Linked DNA regions of Homo sapiens: regions 1 and 2 are each linked to region 3. Evidence: chromatin loops called from intact Hi-C (ENCODE). Cell type or tissue: GM12878. All regions are shown on one strand. Links, peaks and the distances in the headings refer to the core of each region. The heading gives the core; the rest is flanking DNA. Region 1 overlaps LOC105378834 (a long non-coding RNA gene). Region 2 overlaps PKN2-AS1 (PKN2 antisense RNA 1). Region 3 holds the start of LINC01140 (long intergenic non-protein coding RNA 1140).

Evidence for each region. Peaks named below come from ENCODE experiments on the same cell type or tissue, not always from the same donor. Only the 100,000 strongest peaks of a DNase experiment are listed, where the experiment ranks them.
Region 1: a loop joins it to region 3, with 4 times the contacts of the local background. A loop is called at or near these places in 2 of 110 quality-filtered maps.
Region 2: a loop joins it to region 3, with 4 times the contacts of the local background. A loop is called at or near these places in 11 of 110 quality-filtered maps.

The regions. Positions count from the first base shown.
Region 1 is chr1:87,446,702-87,452,887 of GRCh38, reverse strand. It overlaps LOC105378834 (a long non-coding RNA gene), which reads right to left. Exons shown (of 4, transcript XR_947565.3): 3 at 3,543-3,654; 4 at 1-2,109. Among named protein-coding and RNA genes, the nearest start is that of LINC01364, 78 kb to the right of the region's middle. RefSeq lists an enhancer at 2,916-3,295. In GM12878, for the core only: no CTCF peak of the experiment used is centred there; DNase peaks (open chromatin) are centred at 2,047 and 3,287; H3K4me3 peaks cover 644 bases; H3K27ac peaks cover 2,505 bases.
Region 2 is chr1:88,592,135-88,598,320 of GRCh38, reverse strand. All of the region lies in intron 1 of PKN2-AS1 (PKN2 antisense RNA 1), which reads left to right. Among named protein-coding and RNA genes, the nearest start is that of PKN2, 89 kb to the left of the region's middle. In GM12878, for the core only: a CTCF peak has its summit at 2,741; a DNase peak (open chromatin) is centred at 2,760.
Region 3 is chr1:87,128,503-87,134,688 of GRCh38, reverse strand. It overlaps LINC01140 (long intergenic non-protein coding RNA 1140), which reads right to left and starts at 4,924. Exons shown (of 3, transcript NR_026989.1): 1 at 4,695-4,924; 2 at 971-1,075. In GM12878, for the core only: a CTCF peak has its summit at 2,772 (motif pointing left); no DNase peak of the experiment used is centred there; H3K4me3 peaks cover 577 bases.

The DNA.
Region 1 (6,186 bases), core at 507-5,506, 320 kb before region 3:
TGAAGAAGAGGAGAAAGCTAGAAGGAAGAGGAAGTGGAGCATCTGAGGGAAAGATTTTTAAATGACCTCCTTTGTGTTGCTAAATTTATTCATATCCTGGAATGGGCTACAACCATCACAAGGACACAAAAATCATCAGGTAAATTCAAGGACTTTTTAAAAATGCATCTAACCACCTCCTGTCCAAAACATTCAAGCTTAACCTTTCTCCTGAAAATGCAATCTGCTCTCTACACCCTGCCTGCATACCAGATTCTGAGACCTAGATTGCCACAGGAGCAGAACCATCACCTTGTCCTGATTCAATAGGTTCTTGTTGTTACATTATCAGCTTAAGATCCTGGGGTATGTGGAGATGTGCCTATTCATTGCTGAAAGACTTCATGCACAATTTATGTCCTTCACATAACTTTGTCCTTAAAAGCTATTTTCTGAATCCATTTCAGTTGTGTTTTCCCAACAGCCATATTAGGAGGTGACTGTTGTTTTTGCATATTCAAAGTAAAAGAAATGAGACAAATATCTCAAAATGATTGAGGTGCTCACAATAAAAAGGTAGTGATAAAGATAGTACCAGATCTCGTATCTGTAGCTTCTGTGCCCTTTTTCGTAGTCCAGAGGACTCAGCTACTCTAGCAAATGGATATATGAGAACTAGTGACCACAGTTAATCCAGCTGACATGACACCAGCCATTACATTCAAGTGCAGCGACGCATTTTGCATTGCTTAGCTCTTTCTAGTTTTCAAAGCCCTCTTCACATATTTTATTGAATTTGATCCTCAAACCACATTGTAATGTAAGTAGAATAGCTATTTCCTTTTGGTAATCCTAACATCATGCCATTCAATATATAAATAAAGCCCCTTTATTTATATTACCTTATCTAGGTCCCACTAAAAAAAAATATATAAAGTAGCAGTGTCCCCATTTTCTAGATAACTGAGGCTCAAAGATTAACTGGTCCAAAGACACCCAGGCAATGAGGGGGAAGATGGAATATAAGAGCAAGTCTTTTGACTCATATTTCCCCCACTGTGCAATAGCTGCATACCAAAATGAGGAAAAATTACAAGTTTCTGACTATGAGTCCAAAAATGAGTTAACATGTGACTTTATACTAGAGGAGAATCTAATGAGGTCACTCTGCTTAGCTGTTTAGCTACCACTGCTATCCCAGTGGGACTGGGCAAGAATAGAACCAAGTCATGCAAGTAAGAGCAGCATCTGATCGGGCGATGGGCTTGTATTCAGGTTGTTATCTCTATGGATAGCTGTGGTTCCCTGAGGAACCATTCCAAAGACGTTAGAAGAGCCAGGTAGAACCCACATTAATTCATTGGTTAAAGCTCAGAAATAATCATGAGGTCTCTGAGACAGGTGACAATTAGTCATAGGACGGCTCCTATTATACACAAAATTTCGTTGAGCCAGCTCTCCATACTTTACTTCTTGCCCTAGTGTATCTTAAAGATGTGGTTTTCCCCTTGCCTAATCCAGGAGAGCTGGATTTCATAACTAACAGGACTTTAGACTTGTGCTTCACCTTTCAGCAGGCTGCTGGGTTCCATGATGTCCCAGAGCCTGACTATGTGCTTATGATAAAAAAATAAAAAAATAAAAAAATAAACTGAAGAGGGACCCCAGGCTGCAGGAGTGAGATGGGCATGCGAAGAATTGCATTTTCTCTGGTTCCTAGGTATGCTGAAGATGGCATCCAGGAGAAACCTTCTGGCCATCCCTCAAACTGTCCCATAGCTCAGCTGGCAGCTGCGACTTAACTTACAGTGACATCAGCAACATGATGAATTCCATTGCCAGCAGCCTGGACTCCAGGAGGCGCCCCAGGCGTGGCTGATGTGCACAGGTAGGAGCCTGTCCTCTGCGTGGCCTCTGCACTGGAAGAGCTTCAGGGCCTTTTCCTCCAGGGCTGATGGGATTTGTGTTTCGCCTCTGTTTGTTTTTATGTACCTCTGTTTGGGGAAACTTTCAAGCATGCAGAGCAACATTCTGATAAATAGTGCAGTGAGGAGCTGTGCTGCATCCTGGAGCCGAAGGTCACAAGGAAGAAACCAAAACCGGTAAACTCAGGGGTGTTGTGGCCCGAATCTGTAAATCCAAACAATCTCACAGTTATGAAATGGAAAGTTTGTGGGGAAAAACAAATGCTTTGGTTATTACAGTGTTACTACATTCATAAAATATATTTCATTGGGGGGGAGTTTACACAGGGGGTAATGAGATTTTTGCTTTATACATTATTTATAACTGCTTAATCCAGGTACTGTGGGTTATTTTTTTATTCCTTCATTTTCACAGCTACAAAACACTTCAGTATTTCTAATGTATTTCTGCTTACAATACAGATGTTCTCAATTGTGTTTCTAACTACATTTCAACCGTTATGATCACGTTTATTTGTTTGTGTCAGCACACAAGCTGGGGTTGAATGTGCAACACACAATAGTAAGGCTTCAAGAAGCCTGTAAAAAGGCCTCTTGTGCTTTCATTATCAACAAATTAAAATATGCTGTGTGGCACTATCTTTATCATCAGTGGTTTTAATCTTTGGATAATTCCCCTACAGTTGGGTAGGCAGAGCGACAGCCCTCTCTCGGTGCAGAAAGGTTGCATGCCTTAAAACAGCACTTTTCAAGATGACCATTTGGAAGCAACATTTGGAGAACATTTGGGTTATGTCCTCTAACTGAATTTCCAAGCTGTTGGTAACGGACTAAAGAAAATGCAGTCTGTACTGAATACTAAGAAAGCAAGAGTGGAAGAGCCTTGAAGGTCATGTGTAAATATTGACATTTTAATTTTATTTAGTATACCAAGTTGGGGCCCTTGCATTGCTTATCTTGCCATAAAAACTCTTCACCCACTTGCACTGCCCTGCAGATTGTCAGGGAAAGATCTGATCTGAGCAGCCGTGGCTACTCTTCCTGCCATTGCTAACAAGACTGAATTTTGTTTGTGCAAAATCTGAGTCAAAGGGGTGTTCCTCCCCTCTCATCTCCATCACGGACTGATGCGCCTGATTAGATAACAGAAATTTGTGGGCTGAATGTTCATGTAGAGACATGAAAGCCAAGATGCAAAACCAGTCAGAGAAAACAGCCTCCCACTCACTCACAGAGTCAAGTCAGGTGTCTAAAACCAAAGTTATTTGGGGAACCAATAACTGGCTAATTTGGCCAGAACACCCTTCTCTGTGTCCTCAGCAGCAGCATGAGGAAGAAATACCAGCATGTCCTCAGGCCTTGTACCCTTCTTAGAAACCAGAACTCTACCTGCGGAGCTTAATCAGGGCCACATTCTGAAAGTGAGATGCAGGCGACAGCCAGGTCTCTCCACCAGCAGCAGTGGTTAGAATGCCCCACGCACTTAACAACTTCCGGGACACATTTGACTGTTGACCTAAAACAGCACTGCTTTCCTCTGCCAAAGCAAAGAGCCTGGCTCATGTAGAATAGGCCAGCAGTTTGGTAACTTGCCAGAGGCTCCTGTCTCCCTACAGTGAGGTCACCAGAATCACTTACCTCCTGAAACACAGTCGACTGAAATGAAGGTCCAGCAGAAATTAGGGGCCAGTGAGTTAAACATGGAGGAACCAGGGCCACTTCAGATGGTCTTTGGCCTAAAAGGTTTTCCCTAAGTGCAAAGAAGAAAATTGAATGTGGGAAAAAAATGATCTTTTAATGCTTCATAACTCAACTCTCTGACTTACCTCAAAAAGAGAGAAATAGTGTAAAAAGCCAACACCATTTTCTGCCCTCTACATTTGGGTTTCAAAAGGTGTTCCTCAAACAATGATCTGGCTTCCATGCCAAAATAAATGTCATGATTTACACCTCATGCTTATGTTTGCAATCCTAATCACCCTTCCCTATGCCAGCTTTATAAGTCTTGCTCAGTTCCACTATTGAAATAGTACACTTGGATTCAAACAACACTCAAAACCCTTGTTTTTTGTTTTGTTTCATTTTTAACTATTACTGAGTGGTAGGGTCAATCCCATTCAAAATTCCCAAGTAGACAAAATCTGTGTCTGTGGCCCTTCCCCTTCCCCTCACCTTCTTGGCAGCCTCCCTCCATTCCCACTGATGAACTTCCAAGCTTCCTGCAGCTCCACTAGTCCTTTTCAACCAAAGGAAAACAAAGCAGTTTCCTACATTAGCGTATCTGCCTTTGTAAAGTAGTTTAGTGTTTTGCACAAACCAAGAGAATGTTCATTTTAAAAGCAGGAAAGAAAGCCAAAGGAATGAACCATTACAGATGGAGTGTCAGACACCATGGCACCTGGATAAAATATAATTTGGGGCAGGGGAGTATATTCTCATCGTCCCTAAAGTAGATGAACCAGTCAAGTCAGTACCCATAAGGCAGGCTTGATAAATCTCAGGACCAGGCCCCTCCACCCGCAACAAACACACATACACCTCTCCATTGTGATGTTTTAGGCGCAGTGTATAGTAGCTCTGCCTATCTACCCAGAACCTAATGTATTCACCTGAAAGTAAACTAACAGAGTCTGGCTGTCCTGGTGATTCTCAAGACCCTATTGCCTCCTCACTTACCCAAAGGAAAGGAGCAGTAGTTTTTTTAAAAATTCAAGAAATCAGTTAAAAAAAATATGTTAGTGTTTCTCTGAAACATCTAAGTTAGCGTGGCACAATTCATTTTATTTATAAAGAATTTGATTAACTCTGGTTAGCCCAGATTTGCTTCAGCCTGAAGCCCAACATCTCCTTTGCAGTGTGGTATCCTTCAGTTGCTCATTACTTGAGCCAACAGAGGCGGGAGGGGAGATGGAGAAAACTGGTTTTATTTGAGCTTGTGAAAATGCCTTTTTGTCAAGTTCAATGTCATAAGTTTTCTTCCACAAGAAAGTAGAATATACTTTCTGGTGAGCAATAGTTCTTTATTGTATAGAAATGGTTCCTAATTCTCAGCAGATAGAGATTTGAGAAAACAGGGGAGTTCTCCCAAGTCACAAAGAATAATGTGATGGTCAACGTGATAGACGGTTGTACGCTTTGATAGCTAGTTTCACACTGATTTTCTGACACATGAGAGAGGAGCAGTGCCTGTTGCCCAAGGAAGGCAATCTGCTGGGAGGAGGAACACAAACATCCCCAAAGGCTACCAGGTCAACTGTCATTTTCAAAATTACCATTAAAAGTAGGCTGGTGGGCCGGGCATGGTGGCTTAAGCCTGTAATCCCAGCACTTTGGGAAGCCAAGGCGGTTGTATCACAAGGTCAGGAGTTCAAGACCAGCCTGGCCAACATGGTGAAACCCCATCTCTACTCAAAATACAAAAGTTAGCCAGGTGTGGTGGCTGGTGCCTGTGGTCCCAGCTACTCAGGAGGCTGAGGCAAGAGAATTGCTTGAGCCCGGGAAGTGGAGGAAGCAGAGAGCCAAGACTGAACCATTGCACTCCAGCCTGGGTGACACAGTGAGACTTCGACTCAAAAACAAAAACAAACAAACAAAAAATTAGCTGGGTGGTGGTAGGTGCCTGTAGACCCAGTTACCTGGGGGTTGAAGCAGGAGAATCGCTTGAACCCGGGAGGCTGCAGTGAGCCGAGATGACACCACCGTGTTCCAGCCTAGGCTGCAGAACAAGACTCCATCTCAAAAAAAAAAAAAAAAAAAAAAAAAGGAGACTGGGCAAAGTGGCTCATGCCTGTAATCCTAACACTTTGGGAGGCTAAGGTGGGAGAATCACTCGAGGTCAGGAATTTGAGACCAGCCTGGGCAACATAGTAAGACCCTGTCACTACAAAAAATAAGAAACAATTAGCCAAGCATGGTGGTGTATGCCAGTAGCCCAGAAATTCAAGGTTACAGTGAGCTATGGCACCACTACGTTCCATCCTGAGCAACAAAGACCTTGCCTGTGAAAAAAAAGAAAAGAAAAAAATTTTATTAAAAATAATAAGAATAGAAAACGTAGGCTGTGTATGCTAGATTAACAAAACATTCCCCCTACAAAAGGGTGAAATTTCAATTTTTCATGAAGTTTGAAATCTATAATCATCTGACATTATTTCCAGGCATGTAGAAAAAAATTCATTTGTCTTTTCATCTGGATTAGTTTATCTCCGTCAATGTGTATATCAGAAGCACCTGGGGATTCTGTGAGTTTGGGGAACATTTTTTTGTTTGCTTGTTTGTTTGT
Region 2 (6,186 bases), core at 658-5,657, 1.5 Mb before region 3:
CTACATGATTCAGACTATTCTGATTGCTGCTTTGCCTCTGCTGTCCATTATGGTAGCTATGCTCACCTTGCCTTTGATGATTGAGTACTGCCACTTGGCCCCTGCCACCTCGGGATCCAATTATTCCCATTGTATTTAAATTTTGTAGTTGAGTGACTGTGGTTCCCACTGTTAGATCTGACATACAGAGAAAAGCAATTACACAGCTTTAAAAAATGTAGGTGCTGCCCTCACAGATCTATTTCACAAAGCATTGGTCAAGGATATATCTTCTGGACCTTCCCATCTGGGATGAGTAGGTCTAAAGTGACTAATCCACTCCACCATCCCAATCTCCCTAAGCCTTTGAATCCCTTCTTCTACATTAACCCATGGGAGATCAGGCATTTCCAGCTTGCTCACAGTGGGCCATTTTTTTTTTTTTGAGAAAGAGTCTCACTCTGTTGCCCAGGCTAGAGTGCCGGGGCACCATCTCGGCTCACTGCAAGCTCTGCCTCCCAGGTTCATGCCATTCTCCTGCCTCAGCCTCCAGAGTAGCTGGGACTACAGGCGCCCACCACCACGCCTGGCTAACTTTTTGTATTTTTAGTAGAGACACGGTTTCACCACGTTAGCCAGGATGGTCTCGATCTCCTGACCTCGTGATCAGCCCACCTTGGCCTCCCAAAGTGCTGGGATTACAGGCCTGAGCCACCGCGCCTGGCTAGTGGGCCATCTTTTAATCCATATTTCAGCTAACCAAGCAAATAAGCTATTAGAACTTTTTTTTTAACTCCCTGAGCTGCAACATTAAATGCAGAATCCCTACTTAGTGGGCCCAAATCAATACATTCAGCCTGATCCTACTCTATGTTCCTTTTACCACTATCCCACACCTTTAATATCCATTCCCATGCCTGCTCTCCAGATTTCTATTTATATAAATTAGAAAAACCAAGCAGTTCTTTTTGAGTGTAGCGCACCTCCTCATGGGTCACACTCTCAACCTCACCTCTAGGGGCCTGCCAGGACTTTAGTCTAGTTATAGGTCTAGAAGCAAATAGGAGTATTGGGGGTGGCTTCTGAGGAGAATCAACATTATCTTGACTGGCAACTGCCTCAGGGGAGGCCATCACTATTGCCTCAGGCAGAAGAGAGTTTATCTCCTCAAACAAAGGTGGAAAGGCTGAAGGCAGCATGGATTGAGGAGGGGATTTTGCCACTACTGGGGATGAGGAAGCTGTTTCTTCTAGCAAGAAAGGTTCATCAGAGTTTACAAGCTCAGTGTCCCCAGCTTCATCAGGGTCCTCCCACATATCCCCATTCTAAGTAGCAGGGTCCCATTCTTTTCCAATCAATACCCTTACTTTAACAGTAGACACCTGGTGAGGCCGTGCATGCACCTTTCATTGCAGGTCAGCCACTCACATGATAAGAGCTTGTGTCTGATTTTCCACAATTTCAGCTCTTTCTCTACAGGAGATAAGACTCTGACTCAGGACAATCTTAGAAGATTTGAGGCTCAGTATCTGCTTCTGAAGTTGGGGGTTAGAATCCCTGAATCTCTGAGTTCATAATTTTCTTTAATCACTTTATCCAGTGAACTTAGGAATAACAAACCAGCTTCATTATGTTCCTTGGTTCTCCACATATGGTCAAAGGTATTATGTATAGAGTCACTAAACTCCTTTCCTCTCACAAGCAGTGAATCAGGAGTGTCAAATGCATTTATTTTGCATAACTCTCTGAACAGTTCATTCCAAGGGCTATCAGTGTTCTCCATTAGAAGCAGAGTCCTTAGTGTTTTTGGGTGTAATCATATTAAGCAGCCAACTCCAGAAACCCCAAAACCATCTAAAGAACTCCATCCTTAATATTCTGTTCCTCTAGAACCACTGCTGGTACCAAAACCTGTATTGGTCAGGGTCCTCTAGAGGGACAGAACTAATAGGATAAAAATATATAAATATATATATGGATATGGATATATATATGGATATATATATATCCTTATATCTTATCTCCTTATAGTCTCCTTATAGTCTTATCTACTGTCCTATTATAAATTCATATATATATATATATATATATATATATATATATATATATATATATAAAGGGGAGTTTATTAAGTAGTGTTAACTCACATAATCACAAGGTTCTACAATCCCACAATAAGCCATCTGCAAGCTGAGGAGCAATGAAACCAGTCCGAGTTCCAAATCTGAAGAACTTGGAGTCTGATGTTCAAGGGCAGGAAGCATCCAGCACGGGAGAAAGATGTAGACTGGGAAGCTAGGACAATCTTGCCTTTTCACATTTTTCTGCCTGCTTTATATTTGCTGGCAGCTTATTAGATTGTGCCCACCCAGATTAAGGGTGGGTCTGCCTTTCCCAGCTCACTGACTCAAATGTTAATCTCCTTTGGCAATACCCTCACAGACACACCCAGGATTGGTACTTTGCATCCTTCAATCCAATCAAGTTGACACTCAGTATTAACCAACACTACCTGGTTCATGCATAGGTTCTTGTCCTTAAGAAATATGTTGCATATAGGGGTGCGGTAGGATGAAATTCTCTTCTTTTTCAGAAATGCAAATGTGATGGAACATCTCCACATTTGTATAATGTAAATCGTTTGTTATCTGGCTTTGAAACAACTAGAACATATATATAATGGACTTTTCTATTAAGCAATAAAGCCTATGGTTGCAAAAATGTAATATGGTCAAAGTGGTCTGTTACAGCAATACCCTAAAATCCCACAAGATGGGGATATTTCCTGCATTTCAAAAGGAAATAGTGACTCATACCATTGCACGAGCAACTGAAGAACAAAGAACCCTTTTCACTGGTTTTACGAGGCCCCTTTGCCCCTAGTTTAGTATTGTGAGGTATTTTTTGAAGGGCTAAGAAAGAAGCACCAAGAAAGGTATCCATCTTTTCCATTGATCTTGAAATTCTACTATCTGTGTTTCTCTTGTCTGTGTTGTACATTGCATTGGTATTAGCATATGTCAAGCACATATAATCTTGCTGTATTTGTCTATTTTCCCACATTTCACTCTTAGTTTAAGCAGGGTGGCCTAGTTAGGGAGTGGGTTTTGGAGCCTATTTAGGGTGTGGGTTCAAATGATCGTTCTGCCTCTTATAGTGTGATCCTGGGCTTGGACTTCAGCTTAATCATAAGCAAATTGAGGTATTAATACCTACTTTACTGTGTTTGAGAATTAAGTGAGATAAAGTATGTGAAGCATCTGTCACATGAAAAATACTCAAATACCATTTTTCCCCATTAGAAGAATTTATACATTTTTAGCTTTAAAAACTTCCTGCTAGATTCTAGAATAGTAGTTCTATACACTTAACCTAGAGAGAGTTAAGTGGTTATAAATGACCTATCTATATGTATTCTGAATAACTGAGTCAACGGAACTTGAAAGAAAATGAGATTTTTCCACATATAATATTAATTTGGTGACAAATAAACTATGCATATCTAGATTAAGTCATGTGTATTTAGGGTTGGTACCTGGAGATGGTGTTTCTTACAATAAATGGTGGCAACCAAGTAAGTGTAAGTGAGTCCATGGGCTCTGCAGTCTGGCAGACTTGAATTCTAATAATTCCTTTGTTACTTATCAGCTTCATGACCCTGGCAACTTACTTAACTCCTTTTTTGGGGACTTCATTATTTATAAAATTGGGCTGATAATTAAATACCTTCCTGATAGGATGGTTGTGAAGAATCAGAGAGGTAATACAAGCAAACCATTTAACACAAATGTCTGGCTCATGATATATGCTCAGTAAAGAGTTGACATTATTATTACTATTATTATTTAAGTTGCTCCATGCTCCTTTTTTGGTTGATAGACCATAGGCTGCCTAATTTTAGTGTTCCCTCTATTGTTTGTATTACTTTTGTATGTGTCAAAAGTATCTTAGAGTTTTCTGTTTCTTAATTATGAAAAAAATGGAATCCTTCTGAAAATGGTCATTTGTGTGAAGAAGATGAACTGATTTTATATAGATATACTTTACAGCTTTTGTCCCCAAATTATGATACAATGGAATGACATAACATGACATTGTATGTAAAGCATACATAATGCAAGGGTGTGGCTAAAATACTTAGATATATTTTATTGTGTTTTAATCAGCTTGAAGGAGCACCTGATTTTAAAATTAGAGAACTTGCAATTGCAGTTGGAGTTCGGAGAATGTATTTTAAAGATGTCATAATGAGCTTGTTTTATTTATTTATTTGGTCAAAATATGAATTATGCATTTACTGTTTTGCTTGGGTGGTGAAACTGACAATCTAATTAACAACATGACACAGTTGACAATAATAAGGCCTTTTGTTGTAGAGTACCTCATATTTTATAAAGTATATTTACATCTATTATCTTTTATAATTTTTGATTTTCGTGGATACATAGTAGGTATATATATTTATAAGGTACATGAGACATTTTGATACAGGCATGCAATGTGTTATAATCACATCAGAGTAAACGAGTTATCCATCACCTTAAGCATTTATCCTTTGTGTTAACAACAATCCAATTAGACTTTTTTAGTTATTTTAAAATGTATAATTAAATTTTATTGACAACAGTCATCCTATTGTGCTATCAAATACTAGTTCTTATTAATTCTTTCTATTTTTGTACCCATTAACCATCTCCACTTAAGTGCTTATTTCACTTAACATAATGATCTTCAGTTCTATCCATGTTGTTGCAAATGACAGGATCTCATTCTTTTTCATGGCTGAATAGTATTCCATTGTGTATATATATCATGTTTTCTTTGTCCACTTATTTATTGATGGACAATTAGGTTGCTTCTAAATCTTGGCTGTTGTGAATAGTGCTGCAGTAAATGTGGGAGTGCAGATATCTTTTTGATATACTGATTTTCTTTCTTTTGGGTATATACCTAGCAGTGGTACTGCTGGATTATAAGGTAGCTTATTTTCAGTTTTCTGAGGAACCTCCAAACTGTTTGTTATAGTGGTTGTATTAATTTACATTCCCAACAATAGTGTACAGGGGTTCTCTTTTTTTCATATCCTTGCCAGCATTCATTATTGCTTGACTTTTGAATCTATACAATTTTAACTGAGGTGAAATGTTATCTCATTGTAGTTTTGATTTGCATTTCTCTGATGATCAATGACATTGATCACCTTTTCACAAACCTGTTTGCCATTTTTATGTCTTCTTTTGAGAAATGCCTATTCATATCCTGTGCCAATTTTTTAATTGAATTATGAAATTTTTTTCTTATAGAGTTGTATGAGCTCCTTACATACTCTGGTTATTAATCCCTTGTCAGATGAGTAGTTTGCAAATATTTTTTCCCATTCTGTGGGTTGTCTTTTCACTTTGCTGATTGTTGCCTTTGTTGTGCAGAAGCATTCTAACTTGGTGTGATCCCATTTGTTCATTTTTGCTTTGGTTGCCTGTGCTTGTGGGGTAAAGAAATCTTTGCCCACTGTAATGTCCTAGAGAGTTTCTCTAACATTTTCTTTTTCTTTTCTTTTCTTTTTTTTTTTCTTTGAGATGGAGTCTTGCTCTGTCACCCAGGCTGGAGTGCAATGGCTCGATCTCGGCTCATTGCAACCTCCACCTCCTGGATTCAAGCGATTCCCCTGCTTCAGCCTCCTGAGTAGCTGGGATTACAGGCATCCCCACCACGCCTGGCTAATTTTTGTATTTTTAGTAGAGATGAGGTTTCACCATGTTGGCCAGGTGGGTCTCGAACTCCTTACTGACCTTAGGTGATCTGCCCACCTTGGCCTCCCAAATTGCTGGGGTTACAGGCGTGAACCACTGCTGCTGGCCTCCCCAGTGTTTTCTTGTAGTAGTTTCATAGTTTGAGGTCTCAGATTTATGTCTTTAATCAATTTAGATTTGATTTTTATATATGATGAGAGATAGAGGTCAAGTTTCATTCTTCTGCATATGGATATTCAGTTTTCCCAGCAGTATTTATTGAAGAGAATATCCTATCCCTAGTGTACGTTCCTGGAAACTTTTTCAAAAATGAGTTCACTGTAGATGTGTGGATTTACTTTTGGTTCTTTATTCTGTTCTCTTGCTCTATGTGTCACTTTTTATGCCAGTACCATGCTGTTTTAGTTACCATAGCTCTGTAGTGTAATTTGAAGTCAGGTAACGTGATTCCCAGTTT
Region 3 (6,186 bases), core at 385-5,384:
AGAGATCACCAACACCAGCCTCTCCCAGAGTGGAGGGGTGGCCTCTACTCTGAATCTAGCAACAGAAAGGGGACCAGCTCCTGGGTATTTTTTCCAACAATTTATCCCATGTAATGAAATTGCTAAGCCTATATATTTATAGACACATACATACACACATATATATATACACACTTACAAATATGTATTATATATACAGCTCTATGTATAAACACTCACATAGAGGGAGTGTATAGCTTTTAATTGGGCCGTCTTCTCAAAATAATTAAGCCAGTTTTAATGAAATACTGTTTAAGGCTGCTGGCAAGCAAAGAAGCCATCTTTAGCAGAGCATTAATAAACTGAGTCATTCGCACAAGGGAATGGCTAGCTGTATCAGTCACATTCATGGTGCTAATAAAAGAGCTCAGTTCTCTGTGGCAGGCCAAGGATTGGAGGGCCGGGAGGGAGCACAGAGCCCAGTCATCTCGGGCTCACTGTCACAGACAGTCCTTACGGCTGCAGTGGAGTTCACAGTCCGAGCTGGAAGAAGGGTCTGCTTGCCCTCAAAGGATCCCAGCAGGAATCTCTGTCCATAGAAGAGTGAGGTGACCAATCCCAGGGGCTGGTGAGGTCTCTAGAGCTCCTTACCATCTGTGGGTGACACTGGACCAGGATTGGGAACAGGGTGCAAGCGTGGCCAGAGTTTCTCCTTTTGGTGTCCCAGTTCCTCGTCTACAGTGACCTGCCAACCCCGTGATATTAATGAGATAAACATGTTGGGAGGGTTTTTCAGAGGTGTTAATTGGGGGTAATGTTTAACTCATAAAATGAGGATAGTCATTCTCTAAACCAGGAATTTAGATAGGACTTCCCTTATCAATACCTCCTGCTGCTTTTTAGCTGCTGCTTTTTAGCAGCAGGAGGTATTGATAGGTAAAGGAGTATCTGGTTTGGTTTTTAGTCAAAGGGATGGTTTAGCCATACTCACAATGAGAATCTTTACAAACTGGACTGACTTTCACCAAAAGCGATGAGATGGACTTGCTGCCACATATAGGTCCATGCCGATGAGATGGTGTAGCAGTATCTGGTGCTGGAAAGGAAGGGGCCTGTGTAAGAGTCCCATCGTACCAACAAGGAAACTGACCTGCCCCAGTGTTACACCGTTTATCCCCAGCGGCACAGCCACATCCTGAATCCTTCTTCAAGAGTCCTGGGAGAAGAAAATAAGCCCCGTTACCCTCTCCTCCTTTCTGTCTTGGAGAGAAGAGGCCTATAAAACACTAATAGTGCAGGGGAAGTTTTTTCTAATTCCAAACAAGGTGGGAAAAGCAGGAACCTTTTGATTTCTGTAAGATCAATTTGGTGAAGGGCTAGCACGGAAGTTTAGACTGGACCATGATAACAGTTACCCTTTACTGAGCCTTTTCACTTGCCAGGAGGACACTGTAGATGCATAATAGTTCATAATCCTCACCACAACTCTGTGAGCTAGGAAGTTGTATTCCCACTTGACAGAACAGGAAACTGAGGCTCAAAAAGTTAACCAACTTACCCATAGTGCTAGAGCTCACAAACAGCAAAGGCAGGATTCAGACACCTCAAGGCAGTGAACAGGCGGCCCCTGGTTCTGGTCCTCCCTCTCCCGTTCTCCTCTACCCAGGCTTGATGCTGGGTCCATCCTCCCTTTGGCCTCACCATTAAAGCTAATGCTGACATTTCCATCAGCTTCCCAGTCTCACACTCCCAGGAGTAGCAACATGTATCAAGCCCTGGCGCAGACATAGTCCTTACAAAAGGCAACTTCTGGGGAAGAAAAAGAAACTCCTTGTTCTCCGCTCACTTTCAGAACTGATGCCCTGGCAGACATGAAGCGTGCTTTCGGCACGAAGGAGGAAGAAGAGGAACGCGCAGGGCTTGATTCCCGGTTCTCCAGAATTCGGAAGTGGAAGAAGCCTGGGAGTGACAAGGGACCCCAGATCCGGCCTAAACCAGCGCCCTGGGGTCAAGCCCCTGCGTAGTCCTGGACAAAGGAGCCGCGACCTGGAGGGGGGACCGGGAGAAGGGAACGGAGACCCCAGTGGAGCCAAGGAGCCTGGATGGGCAAAGGAAATGGGCGACGGGTAAATGGAGATGCAGCCGGGGATGGGAGAGGACGACCATCGACTGGGAAGCGGAAACCCCCTTGCGGTTTGAGGGCCCTGAGGAGGGGAAGCGCCCCGCACCCGCCCCCCAGCCCGCCTCCAGGGGTGAAGGACGGCAGGGCCTCCCGAGGCCGCCGCGCCGGGACAGCCTGACCGAGCAGCACCGAGACGAGGCCGGCGCCCACCGCCCCTGCCCGGCCCCCGTCCGCTCCTCGGGCTAGCACTAGGCCCCACCGTGCAAGCGCACTGTGCATCGCGCCTGCAGCCTTTCGAAAATAGAAAAATAGGGAGTATATGTAGTACCCCACACCCTTGTAATGATGCCGCTCCAAGCAAATGAGTCCTTAATAACAACAGGGTGCTGGGGGCAGCGACCGATGGGGAGCAAACAGCCTGGCCCTGTGGTGTAGAACTCGCGGCAATGGAGACTCCCGACACTCCATGTGGCACAAGTCCCAGGTCCCGGCGGGCCAGCATCCGGCCTTCCCCGGCGAGGAGCCGGGCTTCTGACGGGAGGGCAGGGTGGCGAGAGGGCGCCAGCAGGACGCCTGACCTTGCGTGAAAAACCAGAGAATTCCACAGCACCGTGGCGAGTGCTCCCCGGCTGCGACCGCGCCTCGGGCCGCGAGGATGTTCCTATGGCGCCACCTAGTGTCGGAGGTGCAGACAACGCTCTGGCGAGGGCTGCAAGGACGGCCTGCGACCAGCCCTGGAACCTCAGACTTAGGCTGGGACCTTGGGATGGGTCATCCCAGGGGCTCCAGCTGTGGACGAGTGATGCCCTTCCAACAGGCAAAAAGCCCCCCAGACGTCTCTCTCTTCCTGCTGCAACCAAAGCTAAAAAGAAAATTTGCCAGAATGAATGGAATAACTGACGGTCCCCTTCAATGAGACGTCCATGAGGTGATGTCTGGTTTTTCCTAAATACAATGGCCAGTCGATTATTAGTTCATCCAGAAAAAATATAGATGCTGTCATCGTATAAACATGAGTCTCCACATAGAACTGAGCCTCAGACCCGCTGGAGGTGCTCTGTCTGGGAAACACTGAACTAGAATTTTGGGTGGAACGAAGTAGAAGCTTTACTTTTTATTTAACAGTAGCCTGAAGACCTCCTGCAGAATAATGGAAAGGATAAAGACCTGGGAGCCAGGATACTAAGGTTCTGGCATTAGCTCTGCCCCCCAGTTGTCTGTTTGACCTCGACCAGAGGGAAACAGTTTTACTACCTCTCACAATACTGTGCAGTCTGGATTGGTATCTCCATGTAATCAATAAGGAAATAGGGGCTCCAGGAGTTTACCCAAGGCCGGGCAGCAGATCAGTGGCCAGACCAAGCTTCAGCTGCACGTCTGCCCGACTCTGAAGAGCACGTTGCCTTCACAAGCCATCAAATCCCTTCGTGCTTTGGCCTCTTCATCTACCGCTTGAAGGGTCTGTACCAAGTGGTCATGGTTCCTTCCAGATACAGCAAACCGTGATTCTAAGGTTTCACTGATCCCTTAAAATCCAGTTTTAGTGCTCACAAACCCCATGGTGATAACAAAAGAGCCTTTAAAAAGGATTTATCCACCTATAAAAACCATTAGATTTTATTTGGGGCTGTGGGCAAAGAACACCAAAGCAAACGTGTTGGAACATCAAACCTCCTTTAAAATTTAGGGCAGCAGGGACAGAGGAGAAAATCTGCACAGGGCAAGGAGGGACAACTTACAGATTCCATGGCTGGAACCAGACTGCGGGACACTATTTATCTGCCATTGGCTTCCTGGGGGATAATTGCCTCCTGACAATTGTTTAGACTTGATAAATACATGAAATGGGACCGCCAACAGTTTATCTGGCTACCAGTTCAGATCCGGACAGAACCAGATGAAGAAGTCAGGCATATTTGCAATAACCTCAAAGATAAAACCTTCCTATCAGAGGCAGCTTATCTCCTCCTCTGGGTCATGCTGCCTAGTAACTGCCACCTCCAAAAGAAGGAAGGGGAGAGCACTTCTAGCAGGGGGTTCACAGTGGGCCTTGCTTGCCTTGAACTCCCCTTCCTGCCCACACGACAGGCCACCTGTCTGGCAGCAAGGGAGTGGTACTGTGCCCTGATCTGGAAGGCTTAGGAAAGATGTTGGCAAGGAAAGTGGAAGTAATGAGCAACTAGATCCCAAAGCCAAGGTCACCTAACTCTGAGATGAATGCGTTCCTTGTGGGCTCTTCCTCTGTTTCACATGGACAAGCTAAAGGAACTTCAGGCCTCCCCAGCAAAGATAACACCATGAATCGCAGCTCACAGGAGCTGGGACCCTGCTGGGCTACATACTCACCCCATGACCAAAGGCAAGTGGGACCTCTGGGCCTCAGTTTCCTCACCTCTCAGGGGTTTGAGCTAAATAATCCCTAAGATCCTACTGAGCCATTTTATGGACTGGAATCAAACCAGCCAGACCTCTTTATGGTTTAAAAGAGGCCAGAGGTTTCATCGAAGAACCATCTCCCTCCCTTACATTTTTCCTCAGCCCGCTTGCTTTTCTCTTCTCCCTCCCCGACACCTCTCATTTGCCGGCCACAAACCTCCATCCTCCAACTCCTTTCCAACGTCAGTAGCTGGCTCCACCAGGCTGGCTAAGGAGCGAGGAGACCATCACCTCAGAAAGCAGCCCCGCTGGGAGGTCCACGGAGCAGTTCGCCGAGCTGTGCACAGGCCCTTTATTTTCCATCTGTCAAGAAAGGAAGCTGCCTGTTGCTTATTTCCTCCTCCCACTCTTCTCCCTTCCCGCCAGCAGACTCTTCCACTTTCAAAATATTCTGATGGGGGATCACAGGAGTTTTCCTCAAACAAGATCACTTGGGGTCAACTACTGAGCAACTCCCAGCCTCAGCCCCACCCATTCCCTCACCCTCCAGCTTGAGCAATAGCTCCAGTTAGTAAAGCAGTTGGATCAACAGGACAACAACCAAAAGTGACCTTCTACGTCCTAAAGCCCTTGCCTGACACCACCTCTTTTTTTTTTTAAATTATTCAGGGGCCTTTTGGGGACCCCCAGTTGAGCTGTATTCTGCAGAAAGAACTTCCAAACGAAAGGAATAAGGCATTGTTTTACCAAGAGCCTTTTCTCCCTCAAGAAACACAATGTAAACTAGGAAACTTGCACTTTCTTTTACCTTTGGGTAGATGAGCAGAAGGGAAGAGTTACTACCCAGGGTGAGGTCATTCCTCCATGGTGGTAGAATATCTGGTTCTTTCAGTTTCCCCATGGTGCTGGCCTCACAATAGGTGTTCATGAGGTGCAGGCTAATTGGGTGAGTGGATGCAGTGCTCTGATGGATTTATTCAGTGTACAAGATTGCAAAGCCATGTGCCAGCAAAGGCTTAACCACCCCACCCTACCCTTCAGACCAGCCCCATAGCTTTCCATGTCCCTGTCTGCCCAGCCTCAGGCCAAAGCAAAGGCAGGGATCTGAGCTGTACCCACTGTGAATGCCCATCTCCTGACCCCTGTGCTAGTGTCTTGTCCCTGCATGCCTCGGCTGTCTTCTCTCTGGACTATGATTCATGGCAGATATTAAAAAGGAAACAGCATCCTTCAATTCTTTCTACCATTTCTCTTATCTTTAAAGGGTTCTTATTAAGCAGTATCTTCAAACTTATTTATGTGATGTCATGCTAGGAAGCAGCGTTGTCAATGTGCCACTTTCCATGAGCACTGAATTCAGTAAAAATAAAAGCCAAATAAATGATATATTGTCTCCATGCAGAATCTTCTCTAGTCATGACTAGCTATCCAGATAGTAGGGAATCCCTAAAGATAATCAGATAATGGTGACTTTTGCTTACTGAGGCAAGCTCCCCTTTCCTCTGCGCTTCTGGAGTGATTGATCCAGAGAGGCCAGCTTCTTGCTGGGGCACAGCTGCAATCCGCTGTAAGAAGCCAGCCCAGAAGCGGGGACACAAAATCATGGGGAGCCGACCATGGCCAAAGCATCATGCTATTACCCTTCACTTCACATTTTTTAGCTCTTTTTTGAATGTTATGAAAGATACACAGATGTATATATTTTATGT